Linked DNA regions of Homo sapiens: region 2 is linked to region 1. The links are chromatin contacts, found by Hi-C or POLR2A ChIA-PET in ENCODE. All regions are on one chromosome and are shown on one strand. Each heading gives the region's core, a stretch centred on a gene start or an enhancer-like site at or near the end of the contact. The rest is flanking DNA. Distances are from core to core; before and after follow the strand shown. Region 1 holds the start of TSPEAR (thrombospondin type laminin G domain and EAR repeats). Region 2 holds the start of LINC00316 (long intergenic non-protein coding RNA 316).

Region 1 (6,294 bases), core at 1-2,500:
GCACGGAAGGTCTACCTACCTCCCACTGCACAGCCCGAGGGCTGTCCTGGAGGCACAGCCATCCGTCCCTGGGTGGGCAGGCACGTTTATGACCCCCACCCCCACCCCCACCCCCCACGCGAGTCAGCACGTTCCATACTCGGGTGATCGTGCTCATCCCCTGGTCATGTCATCGGGATCTGAGTGCCATCCGAGCAGAGAGCTGTGGCCCGGTGCCGGGGGTGGACTTCATCTATTCCAGGGAACCAAGGATGCATGATTTGCAAACAAAACCAGAAGCGCAAGCCATCTCCTCGCCTCCCCTGATAGCCGTGCTGCGGAGCCTGAGTGCTGGAGTCACTAATTTACTGTCCAGTAACTGAGTTTCTAGCGACCAGGTCTAGTTGTCGTGTTACTTTATTAAATTTTGGTTTGATAAGTAAAATCCCTCAGTAGAAACTCTAGAAAAGTATTAGCGTGTCATGGTCATGAGCAAGCCAAACAGCCTTTCTAAAAGGTGGGAAGGAGACCCCCAGGCTTCGCCAGGACCCCCCAGTGAGCCAGCCCAGGGCTCTCCACTCAGACCAGATTACGCCCCAAAGAACCGAGCCCTTCACTCCAGAGGTGGTTGTGTTTGGGGCTGTGTCTGTGTCTCCAGCTTTTTGCTCATGTGGGGAAGGAGCAGGGCCGGTGTGGCCCTTCGCTTTGCTGAGTGCAGGCTGGGGGCACCTCCACCAGCTAAGGAAATGGCTCGTGCACAGTAGCCTCCCGGGCTGCTGCGACTTCATTCTTCATTCCCAAAGCAGGTGTCAGCCTTTCCCGGGAGGCCCAGCAGGTAAGCACTTGTGGAGGCCCCGGTGGCTGCTGGTTAGCTCTTGAAGCTCGTCCCCACCCTGCGTGCGTTCTAAAGAGCCGCGTTTCTATTGCAACTGCCTGCCCTGCGCTTTCATCTTCCCCACCTGTGCTCCTCCCGCCTCTGCCCATCTCCACAGGGTGCTACCTGCCAGTCCTGCCAAAGCGTCCTCGGGCACCGCGGCTTGAATCAGTGTTAGAAAGTGGCATTTGTGACTCGACACCCCTCCCAGCTCCCCGGCAAGATACCCCCGCCCGAGTTCCCATGCCCCTGCCTTACCTGTGCAGGGCTCCCAACCCTGCGTGCCGTGGCCGGGGGCCGCCAGGGGCAGCACAAAACACAGACTCAGCAGGGCAGACATGAGGGGCTTGGGTGCCAAGCTCCATCCAGGGCTCCGCTCAGCCTGCAGGGAAGTGGCTGCTCCTCAGACGTCTGCGTCAGCCTTTCCAGGGGCGGCCGCGGGGCCCCCGGGGGTCACTGCGACGGCCACATGCCAGCGGCCTAAGGCGGGGACAGAGGTGGCCCTGGCGGTCGCAGTGGGGAAGCTTCTGGTTGCTGCCTGCGGGAGGCAGGTGGCCCCTGGCAGGTTGGGCTGCAGCCGCTGGTTTATCTCTTCATTTCCCTGATGGGCTTGGGCCCTGCGTGCAGGTGACAGGTGATAACAATCTCGGCCCGGCCTGGGATTAGTCGCTGGCAAAGCACACTTTCCAAAAGGAAAGACAGAAATAGATCGTGCTGCGGAGAGCTGAGAACAAGCCAGAGAAACTTAGGAGACCCGTTTCCCTCAGGCGCAGGCTCCCTGGGCTCACCGCCTTTTAGGACCAGGGGCACAGGCGACCATGGCAGGCCGGGAGCGGGTGGGGCGGGTGCACTCTGGCTGGGGGTTTGGGCAGCAGGTCCCCACAGTCTGCTGGAGGGTCCCAGAGGCAGGTCGGGGCTCTGCTAGGGGGTCCTAGAGGCAGGTCGGGGCTCTGCTGTGGTGGGGAGGGGGGGTCCCAGAGGTAGGTCCTGTGCTCTGCGGGGGGTGGGGGGTGGTCCTGGAGGCAGATCCCAGGCTCTGCTGGGGGTCTAGGCGGCAGGTCCCGGGCTCTGCTGGGTCCCCCGGCGGCAGCGGCCGTCCATCCCCAGGAGGGGCTGGGCTCCCTCGGAGGGCTTTTTATCTGGTGCCCAGCCCTCCCGAGGGTGTGTGGGTTTGTCAACTGTTGGGTTTCAGGAATTTCCCTCTGGAGGGAAGTCGGTCCTTAAAGGGAACAGCTAATGAGAAGGAGTGGGTGAGTGTCCCTCAGGGAAGGGGCACGGCCATGGTCACTCATCCAGAGCCGAGGACCCTCGCATCTGACCTCTCGACACTGCAATGGGCATGCCACTCGAGGGGAGCAGCTATTAACTAGAAGTATTCTTTTTACAAAAGTGCCCTGCCCCCCTACCCTCTCCAAACAGCACTGAACGCAGCATTCTTGCAGAAATCTCCAACGCAACTGGGTGCTGCGTTTCTGTGCCTGGTGTGGAGGCCCTGGCAAACTGGTCTGAGGCCGATGGCTTTCCCTGGTTCACAGGCCCACAAAGTGCACACACTCCTGCTAGTTTCAGAAGGAAGCCCCCACTCTGGGACCTCTGACACAATGAGTTTTCCAAGAGCATAGACCCTGTCATTAGGGCTTGTGGAGAGAGACAGAGATGGAGGGAGGGAAGGAGAAAGGGGCCGAAGAGAGGGACAGAGACTGGGGAAAGACCTAGAGGGAGAGGGAGAAAGTGGGGAGGCACAGAGAGCTCCTGGGGCTCTGGAGGCTCTTCCCATAAACAGCCCCTGCGATGGGACAGGCTCATTCTGTCTCCCTCTCGCTTCCTCTTTTACCCGGCCCTGCCCCCAGGGATATTAATTCATAGTTAATATTAATTCACAGATATTAATTCGTAGTCCTATTTATGAGGCTTGAGTTAACTGGCATCATATGAAGGGAGGTTGAAGGTCTCCCATTATATGTGACTCCTCTTCCAGCACCCAAGTGAGCCCTGGGGTGGGGTGTGTCTCCCTCACCCCCCAGGACCCCCTGCCAGCTCCGGTGGGCATGCAGTGCCAGGACAGAGGCTTCCTGAGTGGGCTCCCCACCCCACTGGGGCTCAGCAGCTGGAAACGCTCCACATAGCACCATTCCTGACAACCCTAACCTAATGAGGGACGACGTGGTTCCTCAGAGGAGCGAAAGGCCTGATCGTTGTGTAAATGGAATAAATGGAGTCTTCCTCTTTTGTGTCCCAATCCATGAGAACTTTGTCCTGGGCCAGGCCGCTCCCAGGCCAGCTGCGGGTCACAGTGGCCTCTGAGACCACGCCCCTGAGGGGATGGGGACTCCCCCCAAATGATGGGCAGGTGGCACTCCAGAGCTAATTTAAACAATCACAATTAAGCTGCCTTGAACCCTTCCGGCAAAATTTTTCTTATGTTACATTTGATGCAGTAGCACTAGTAATAGCCTCAAAGATAACTAAGGGTGAGCCAGTGGAAATCCTCCTCACATACGAAACTTCACAAAGATGTGCTGAGCGCAGGAGGAAAGCTCAGAGTTCCCTCCTCTACAGCTCCCTGTGTGACCCTGGACAAGTCACTTACATTCTCCAAGGTTTAACTTCCACGTCTGTAAAATGTGCCTAGGAGGACACATGTGGTAGGGCTGTCCTATAAATTAAGTGATAGCTATAACGTACCTAAATCAGCATTTCTGGAACCACGACCCAGGGAACACCAGCTCCAAAATGCTCGATGAGAAAAAGCAGGTGCATTTGCAGGTGGACTCCACAGCCCCTTCCTCAGGGACACAAGCTTGGCTCACCCACGCGGAGCTCTGAGACATCAGTGATCAGAAGCCTGCTTAGGCTGGGCGAGGTGGCACCCGCCTGAAATCCTAGCAGTTTGTGAGGCCGAACTGGGAAGATTGCTTGAACCGAGGAGTTCAAGACCAACAGTGACAACATAGTGAGCCTCCATGTCTACAAAAAATTCTAAAAATTGGCTGGACGTGATGGTGTGCACCTATAGTGCCAGCTACTCAGGAGGCTGAGATTGAAGGATCACTTGAGCCCAGGAGGTGGAGGTTGCCGTGAGCCATGATCATACCACTGCACTCCAGCCTGGGAGACAGAGGAAGACTGTCGAGAGAGAAAGAAAGAGGAAGGAAGGAAGGAAGGAAAGAAGCAAGGGAGGGGAGGAGGGAGGGAGGCAGGGGAGGGGAGGGGAGGGGAAGGAGTCCCCACCCAAATCTCATGTCAAATTGCAATTCCCACATGTTGAAGAAGGGGCCTGGTGGGAGGTGATTGGATCATGGGGGTGGTTTCCAATGCTTTAGCACCATCCGTCTTGTGCTGTCTCATGATGGAATTCTCATGAGATCTGTTTCTTCAAAGGTATAGGGCATTCCCCTTTGCTCTCTCTCTCTCTCTCCTGCTCCACCTTGGTAAGATGTGCTGGCTTCCCCTTCACCTTCCGCCATGATTGTAAGATTCCTGAGGTCTCCTAGCCATGTTTCCCGTTAAGCCTGTGGAACTGTGAGTCAATTAAACCTCTTTTCTTCGTAAATTACCCAGTCTCAGGTAGTTCTTTATAGCGGTGTGAAAATAGACTAAGCAAGAAAGAAAGAGGAAAAGAAAAGAGAGAAATCCTCCACATCATGTGTATCAAAGTCTCATGGAGACGAATCCCCAGAACCCACTAAGAGAAATGCATGTGCAAAGAAGAAAGCATGTCCCTGCCATAACATCAGACATCAGAACTGAGCTTCACTCCCGAGAAGCAGGTTGGGTAAGTGCTGCATTGTTAACAAGGGAATTCACGGGGCACCAGGCCCTCACAGCATAGGAAGGAACGGCAGCCCATCCCAGGTCTGCTAACTCTGCCTCCAAACGACAAAAGAGAAAATGTTCCAAGAACTTCCCCCAAACACATCCTGGTGCAGGCTGTCACTCAATTTGTCTGCTTCAAGGGAAACAGAGACGATCAATAGAAGAGGAGGAGGGCTCCATCTATCCTCTAAGGACACAGGTTGTTAATCAAGTCAGATCAGTAACAAACCCCAGGAGGTCATCACGGGCTTCATCAAGCTGCAGAAGTAACCCTTAGCGTGTCATTGTTTGGCCAAAGGCGGCTGTGAAGTGTGTCCATGTCTTTAAATATTCAACATGCCCCAACCAGGGAACAATGCATTCTCCAAGAAAACAAGGAACAGAGCTCAAAGAGAAACTGAAAATGATAACTTTATGTTACAAAAATAACACTCTTACATTCACTCCTCCAGTTTTGTGTTTTATTAAACTAAACCATCACTTCTGTGATCTATGAACCCCAGAAGGACTTTGTATTTTGGTTTTTGTTGTCTTTTTTAGAGATAGTGTCTTGCTCTGTCACCAGGCTGGAGTGTAGTGGCAAGATCATGGCTCACTGCAGCCTGGAACTCCTGGCCTCAAGTGATCCTCCTGCCTTAGCCTCCCAAGTAGCTGGGACCAGAGAGGCACATACCACCATACCCAGCTAATTTTTAATTTTTTTGTAGAAATAGCATCACTATGCTGCCCAGGCTGGTTTTTAATAATTTAAAGACACAAAAATTCTTCCAGGATACACCATCACTTGGTATATAATGACCACTGTTGTATGACATTTGAAAAGGTATCTAAAAAAAAGAGAAGGCACACACGTGGTGTTTGACAATGAGTTTAGATAGACTGGGGAGTACTTGGCAAGCCTGGACAATGAGCATTAGCCAACTCTCTGGGTGATATGGCCTGGCTCTGAGTCTCCACCCAAATCTCATGTTGAATTATAATTCCCAGTGTTAGAGGAGGGACCTGGTGGGAGGTGACTGAATCATGATGGTGGATTTCCCCCGTGCTTTTCCCGTGGTAGTGAGTGAGTTCTCAGGAGAGCTGATGGTTTAAAAGTGTGTGGTGCTTCCCTCCCTTGCTCTCTCTCTCCTGCTCCACCGTGGTAAGACGTGCTTGCTTCCCCTTCACCTTCCACCATGATTGTAAGTTTCCTGAGGCCTTCCATTCATGCTTCCTGTTAAGCCTGTGGAACTGTGAGTCAAATAAACCTCTTCATAGATTACCCAGTCTCAGGTAGTTCTTTATAGCAGTGTGAGAATGAACTAATACACTGGGGTTATATGCTGTTGGGCCAGGCCATCCAAGGCTGGGCTCCCCATCATTGAGCAGTTGGCTCCATCAGTCACTGAGTCAACTGACCAGGCACAAGTGAGGTCCATTGTCTCCAGAAAATGCAGGCTAGAATTCCAATTTGAAAGTCATTTAGATCTCATTAGTTATTTAATAAGAGAATAAGAGATTATTTTCTCACATAAAGAGTTCTCTTTTTTTTCAAACAAGAAATACTGTAGGTCTTTTATATGACTAAGAACAACATAATTATTAATCTTGACCTCCAAGGAGAGGAAATTTTGGCTCTTAAAATC
Region 2 (6,294 bases), core at 2,518-5,017, 630 kb after region 1:
AGACAATCAAAACACAGCTCAAGTGAGCAGCATTTGTACTGAATCAATTGGCCTCTGTTTAGTACTATTAATTAGACAAGAAAAAAGGGAGTTGTCTTTGTGTACCACTGGGGGTTTGCAGTTTTTAGATAATAAGTTTATTTTAAGTAACTATGATTTTCATTTTCTTTCAGTGTTCAGGTAGCCACAACTTGACCATGGGGACCCCTTGAACTGGCACGACCTCCCGTCCGCACCCAAGTCCCCACCAGCCTGTCCCTCTGATGGTTCTGGGCTGGGTGTGGCAGGGAAAGGGCAGAAGTGAGACTTTGACCTGGTGGGTGCACACGCCTAGGTGTAAATCTAGCTCCAACATCTTACATGAGAATGAATTGAATTCAGATTCTTTAATGGCTCACCCTGGAGTTTTATCCCTCCTGGTAATAATTTCATGACCAACACAATTCTTTGTTTAGCTGAGTATTTTGATTCTGGTGAGCATCATTTCATGTGTGTGGTGTTGTCAACAGCCACAGGTGAGTCTAAAATAATAGCACAGGGTCTTGTGACGGTGCTGGGAACCTCTCCGCTCATACTGGCCCGCATGTCTTCGGACGGGAGTCGCAGCGCAAGCTTGCAGGTGGTCATTGCTGGGAGTGTTAAGGCAATACAGGTCTCTGAGAAGAGAGAAAAAGGTGTCTTTATATTCAGAATAGTCAGGGAACAGCGCTGGTGTTTACAGCTGATGTGAAGTGACCAACACAGAGAAGAAACAGACACGCCCAGGTCAAGGGAATTTGTCTTTAACATATTTTTTTTAAATAACCCACAATTTGGTGTTGAATTCTAATTTTTAAAAGACACTCAGGTATTTATTTATTTGAGACGGAGTCTCGCTCTGTCGCCCAGGCTGGAGTGCAGTGGTGCAATCTTGGCTCACTGCAAGCTCCGCCTCACGGGTTCACGCCATTCTCCTGCCTCAGCCTCCTGAGTAGCTGGGACTACAGGTGCCAGCCATCATGCCTGGCTGATTTTTTGTATTTTTAGTAGAGATGGGGTTTCACCGTGTTAGCCAGGATGCTCTCGATCTCCTGACCTCATGATCCGCCCGCCTCCGCCTCCCAAAGTGCTGGGATTACAGGTGTGAGCCACCGTGCCCGGCCAGGTATTTATTTCTTAATGCCCTATTCCTACAAAGTGCAAAGGCCATTTGAGAATGTCAGAAACTATAATGAAATAAGATCAAAATACAATAGCTTTCCACATGGATATTATTAGAGATGCTTGCCCTTAAATTTCACCCTGCAATTCAGGTTAAGGAGCAATTTTATAGGCCTTTATAACATTATGATATAATCAATGCTTCTATAAAATCCCGTTTATGAATGACAAGGGACCCATCGTGTGTGTCAGAGTCACTCACAAAACGTTTAATGAGCTGTTCAGGTAATGACATGACCCAACAGGGGATTTCCAAAACGCCCAGTCTTTCAAAAACGATATGAAAATCTCCAAATCGGACATTTAAAATGATTCATATTATTATTAGGAAAAGCATATAAGATGTATTAAAGAAGAAGCATGGTTTGGCTCCTTTTTAAACATTTTAATTAGTGGACTTTGTTACTTAGAGCAGTTTTAGGTTTACAGAAAAACTGAGTCTCAGGTCCAGGGAGCCCCAGTGTCTCGGCTCCCCTGCGACTGACATCCTGCTTCCTGTGCTGCGTTTGTTACAATTATCAGTCGCGCGAACACACGGCTCACATTAGGGCTCACTCCTTGTGTCGAACATTTTATGGGTTTTGACAAGTGTGTCATGACATGGATCCACTAGTTGTGGTCCCTTTTATCAGGTTAAAAATAAAACGGGGCCTTGCAGAGATTTAAATGTGGTAGTAATCACCTTTGTTATATTTTTCCTTCTGAAAATATTAGCCTTGGAAGGAAATGTTTTAACAACTAGCCACTGTTCTGTGTCTGGGCACATGTCCATAGTGAGCGTATTCTCTTATCTGCTTCATGCTGTTGCCAATTTACAGACCAGTCGCTCAGAAGCTGTGATTTTTCTTCTGAGCATAAGCTTATCCTCAATATGGAAACTTTAATTCAAAATACAGTTTGGTCTCATAGGAGCATTGTAGTCTTGCTGGCTGGAATTCACGTGGAGACCGATGCCAGTGCCTCTTTCCTCTGCATCCATCCATCCATCCATCCATCCATCCATCCATCCACCCACCCACCCATCCATCCATCCATCCATCCATCCATCCATCCATCCATCCATCCATCCATCCACCCACCCGTCCATCCATCCACCCATCCATCCATCCATCCATCCACCCATCCACCCGTCCATCCATCCATCCACCCACTCGTCCATCCATCCATCCATCCACCCACCCGTCCATCCATCCACCCACCCATCCATCCATCCATCCACCCATCCATCTATCCATCCATCCATCCATCCATCCATCCATCCATCCATCCATCTATTTATCCATCCATCCATCTATTTATGCATCCGTCCATCATCCATCCATCCCTCCGTTTGCTCATTTCCACCCAGGAATCCATCATCTCTCAAACTAAGGTTTCGACATCATTCCTTCTTTTCAGAAAGTGCAAACCAAAGCTAAGACTGGCTCACACATGCCACGCGGGAGTTAGAGTGAGAGCATTTTTCAGATCCTTGTTCTCTTCTGGCCCCACCTCCCGCAGTTTCTGGAAGTCCCAGGACAGGGAAAAGGAGAGAAAGGCAGAAAAGAAATTATCGAGTGTGGCTCTTCCCTCTCCTCAGAGGAAATTGTTCACCTGCCACCCTCGGAAATTTAATTTTCAGTGTTAAAACTTGAAATTTTATAGTAGTATGTGTACCAAAGTTATAAAATGGGCAAACTTGTCTAAACGAGGATTCCTACATTGTTATGACATTTTCCCCAGAGAATCACAAGCTCTGAGATACACTTGTGAACCTTACTTATGCAGACATTCTCTTAAACTGGGATTCTTTCTCTCAGTTTACCTTAGGCTAACACAGAAACATATTTTGACACAGAAAGAATTTTTTCTCTTCATTGCTCAAGTCACCTGGAGGCAGCTCCTGCCTGGGGTGGATGCCTCCGACCCCTGGGAATGACCCCTGCAGCCACCACTGAGCCCCCCACAGAAGGAGGCTCGTGCCTGGTCCAGCTTTCCCACCCGGGGTCTCTGTGGCTGGCTCCCCCCAGCTCGGGGCAGAAGCCTAATTCAGGGTTGTTCTGCTCAGTTGATCCAGTCGGACGCTAGGATTTGCCTGGGGGCCCGGCCTGCCAGCAGTACAGGTGAGGGGACGCAGGCTTGGTCACAAGCACCCCTGCTGACCTTCCCTACAGACCTGGCACATTTAATCTTCTTCTTTGGGGAGGAGAAGAGGATGCATTCAGAAATGCCTTTGCTGATGAGGCCCTCAGGAGCTTGTACTGGAATCACTCAAAATTCCCAAGTAGCCTGAGTGTCCTAATTCATTTCTGTGTACATCTGCCTAATTCTCAATCCACGTCTAAGGTTAGAATGAACATTTGAATTAGCCATTCTGGACAACACACACACGCACTATACCATGCATTTAGATCTCTCTGTACCTTGCTCGTGTCAGCACAAACGCAGCCCCTCTCTTTTCAAAAGCCCGGTTCGTTTTCCAGCAGGCGCGTGCTTTCATTAGACTTTCCCTCCTGTGGGTTCTGGCAGATTTCCCAACACAAGCACGGCAGGAAGTGCATTGTGTTTGTAGAAAATCCAAAATAATCTCTAGGTGAGTGTTAGGATGAAAAATGAATTTAGTGTTGGTACAGGTTTTTGCTTGTTGTACTTTTTGTGGGGGAGGGTGATAAAAATATTCCAAAATTGATTGCGATGATGGTTGTGCAATTCTGTGAATATACTAACAAGCACTGAACTCTATACTGCAAACAGGTGAACTGTATGGTATGTGAATTATATTTTAATAAAGCTGTTATTTTTAAAAAGTAAATTTAGCAACAACACTGGATACAAGCTAAATATACAAAAATTAATTATCTTTATACAGACCAGCAACTAATAATTAGAAAATGAGAATTTTTAAATGATACCATTTTGGTAGTATCAAAACCCATCAATTACCTAGTAACTGTTCAGTAAAATATTCCAAAAACAGCAAAACATTGACTAAGGTACATTAAAGAAGATTTAAATAGCCCAGGCATGGGGGCTCACGCCTGTAATCCCAACACTTTAGGAGTCCTAGGAGAGCAGATCACCTGAGGTCAGGAGTTCGCGACCAGCCTGGCCAACATGGTGAAACCCCATCTCTACTAAAAATACAAAAATTAGCCAGATGTGGAGGTGTGCGCCTGTAATCCCAGGTACTTAGGTGGCTGAGGCAGGAGAATCGCCTGAACCTGGGAGGTGGAGGTTGCAGTGAGCGGAGATCTCACCACAGCACTCCAGCCTGAGTGACAGAAAAAAAAGAAAAAAAAAAAAGATTTAAATAAAGGAAGGGATATGATATATTTATGGATTAAAAGCAAGTTAAAAACAAGTTAACAAACACAACAATTGATCTATAAATTCCATGTAATCACCATTAAAATCCAGGCCAAAGTGTGTGAGTGTGTGTGTGTTGCGGGTAGGGGGTTGCCAAGCTAAAGTTTACGTGGGAATGGACGGGGCAAGAACAGCAAGACGACCTTGAGGACGACCAAAGCGAGGGACTCGGCCCCCAGGTGCCAGTGCCCACCACAAAGCTATAGGAGTCCAGACCAGGCCACACAGCGGTCAGTGAAGTGGGATGGAAGGTCCAGACCAGGCCACACAGTGGTCAGTGAAGTGGGATGGAAGGTCCAGACCAGGCCACACAGCGTCAGTGAAGTGGGATGGAAGGTCCAGACCAGGCCACACAGCGGTCAGTGAAGTGGGATGGAAGGTCCAGACCAGGCCACACAGTGGTCAGTGAAGTGGGATGGAAGGTCCAGAAACACGCACACGGGACACTTGATCCACAACAGATTCAGGATTGCAGACCAGGGGCACGGGGAACCTCTTTACTCGTGGTACCAGCTCAGTTGCAGATGCATACGGAACGCAGGAAGCCGGGGCCCCACGTTCCCCCATATGCAGTCTGCAAATGCAAACACGGAGGCTGAAACAAACACGTCTGGAAGAAATCACAGGGGAGCATCTCCCCTGCTGTGCCCAGGATCCACGGGTGAGCAAGACAGGGTCCCTGTCCGGATGGGGTTTCATTTGGGGGTGCGGAGGGGGTGCAGAACCAAAAAAAAACCAAGCAAGCGAGTGAAACAGGGAGCTCGGAAGTGGGCGCTCGCATAGGCCAAGGTGGGGAAGGCTGGCAGGCACGTGTGTGTGCAAGGACACCAAATGTTGATCTGCAGAGCAAAGCTGGGCAACAGCAACCACATTAACCAATAGACGTCGGCTTATCCAGGCCATGGGACGATGTGTAGCTGTTAACATAAAGGTCTATCTGGCTGGGTACGGTGCCTCACGCCTGTAATCCCAGCACTTTGGGAGGCTGAGGCGGGCAGATCATGATATCAGAAGTTGGAGACCAGCCTGACCTGGTTTAGTAGAAACCCTGTCTCTACTAAAAATACAAAAATTAGCTGGGCATGGTGGGACGCACCTTTAGTCACAGCTACTCGGGAGGCTGAGGCAGGAGAATCGCTTGAACCCGGGAGGTGGAGGTTGCGGTGAGCCGAGATCATGCCACTGCACACCAGCCTGGGTGACAGCGTGAGACTCACTCTCAAAAATAAATAAATAAATAAATAAATAATGAATAAAATAAAGGTCCGGATGAGTTTGGAATGTGGAAGGAACCACACCGGGAGTGGCGCTGGGTGTGTCCGTGTGAATGTGAGAGGATGTGTGCGTTCCATGCGGTGCTGCAGAGGGTGGAAAGGCAGCATGGTATAGCAGCCAGTGGCCGGGACCCATCCGTGAACCCAGTCTTGGCTCAGCACTCCACGGTGGGGTTTTCTGCCCCTGCCACAACTCGGAGGACAGAGGGAGTTGGATGAAGTGCCAGGACTGTGATGAGGAGGGCTGGCTGGGAGGCAGGACTCTGACCTGTGTTCGCGGAAACATCCATCTGCTCCACAGTCAGACAGAGCCTGTGGCAGAGGCCATGGAGGATTTTCTGGTGGCCACAGACTGTCCTGTGGAATTCCAGCTCGTCGTTGGTCAATGGGATGAAGTTTGGCTTTAGAGGTGGATGAGACAAGTTGGGCTCTACCCAGAGCAAACTAAAGCTGCTCCTGGTCAACAAACACCAGC

Evidence for each region. Hi-C counts contacts between places; a loop is a spot of excess contacts on that map. ChIA-PET counts read pairs that join two places held with the same protein, here RNA polymerase II (POLR2A).
Region 2: a map of posterior cingulate gyrus shows a loop between it and region 1 (7-fold over the local background). The contact joins the promoter of LINC00316 here to the promoter of TSPEAR in region 1. A Hi-C loop is called at or near these places in 1 of 168 maps with a recorded cell type or tissue (posterior cingulate gyrus). POLR2A ChIA-PET finds 5 or more read pairs at or near these places in 1 of 52 experiments (activated T-cell).

Annotation. Positions count from the first base shown.
Region 1 is chr21:44,710,322-44,716,615 of GRCh38, forward strand. It overlaps TSPEAR (thrombospondin type laminin G domain and EAR repeats), which reads right to left and starts at 1,251. Exons shown (of 12, transcript NM_144991.3): 1 at 1,112-1,251. The coding sequence starts at 1,193. RefSeq lists enhancers at 1-427, 441-1,211.
Region 2 is chr21:45,338,223-45,344,516 of GRCh38, forward strand. LINC00316 (long intergenic non-protein coding RNA 316) reads right to left here and starts at 3,768. Exons shown (of 2, transcript NR_103811.1): 1 at 3,603-3,768; 2 at 368-656.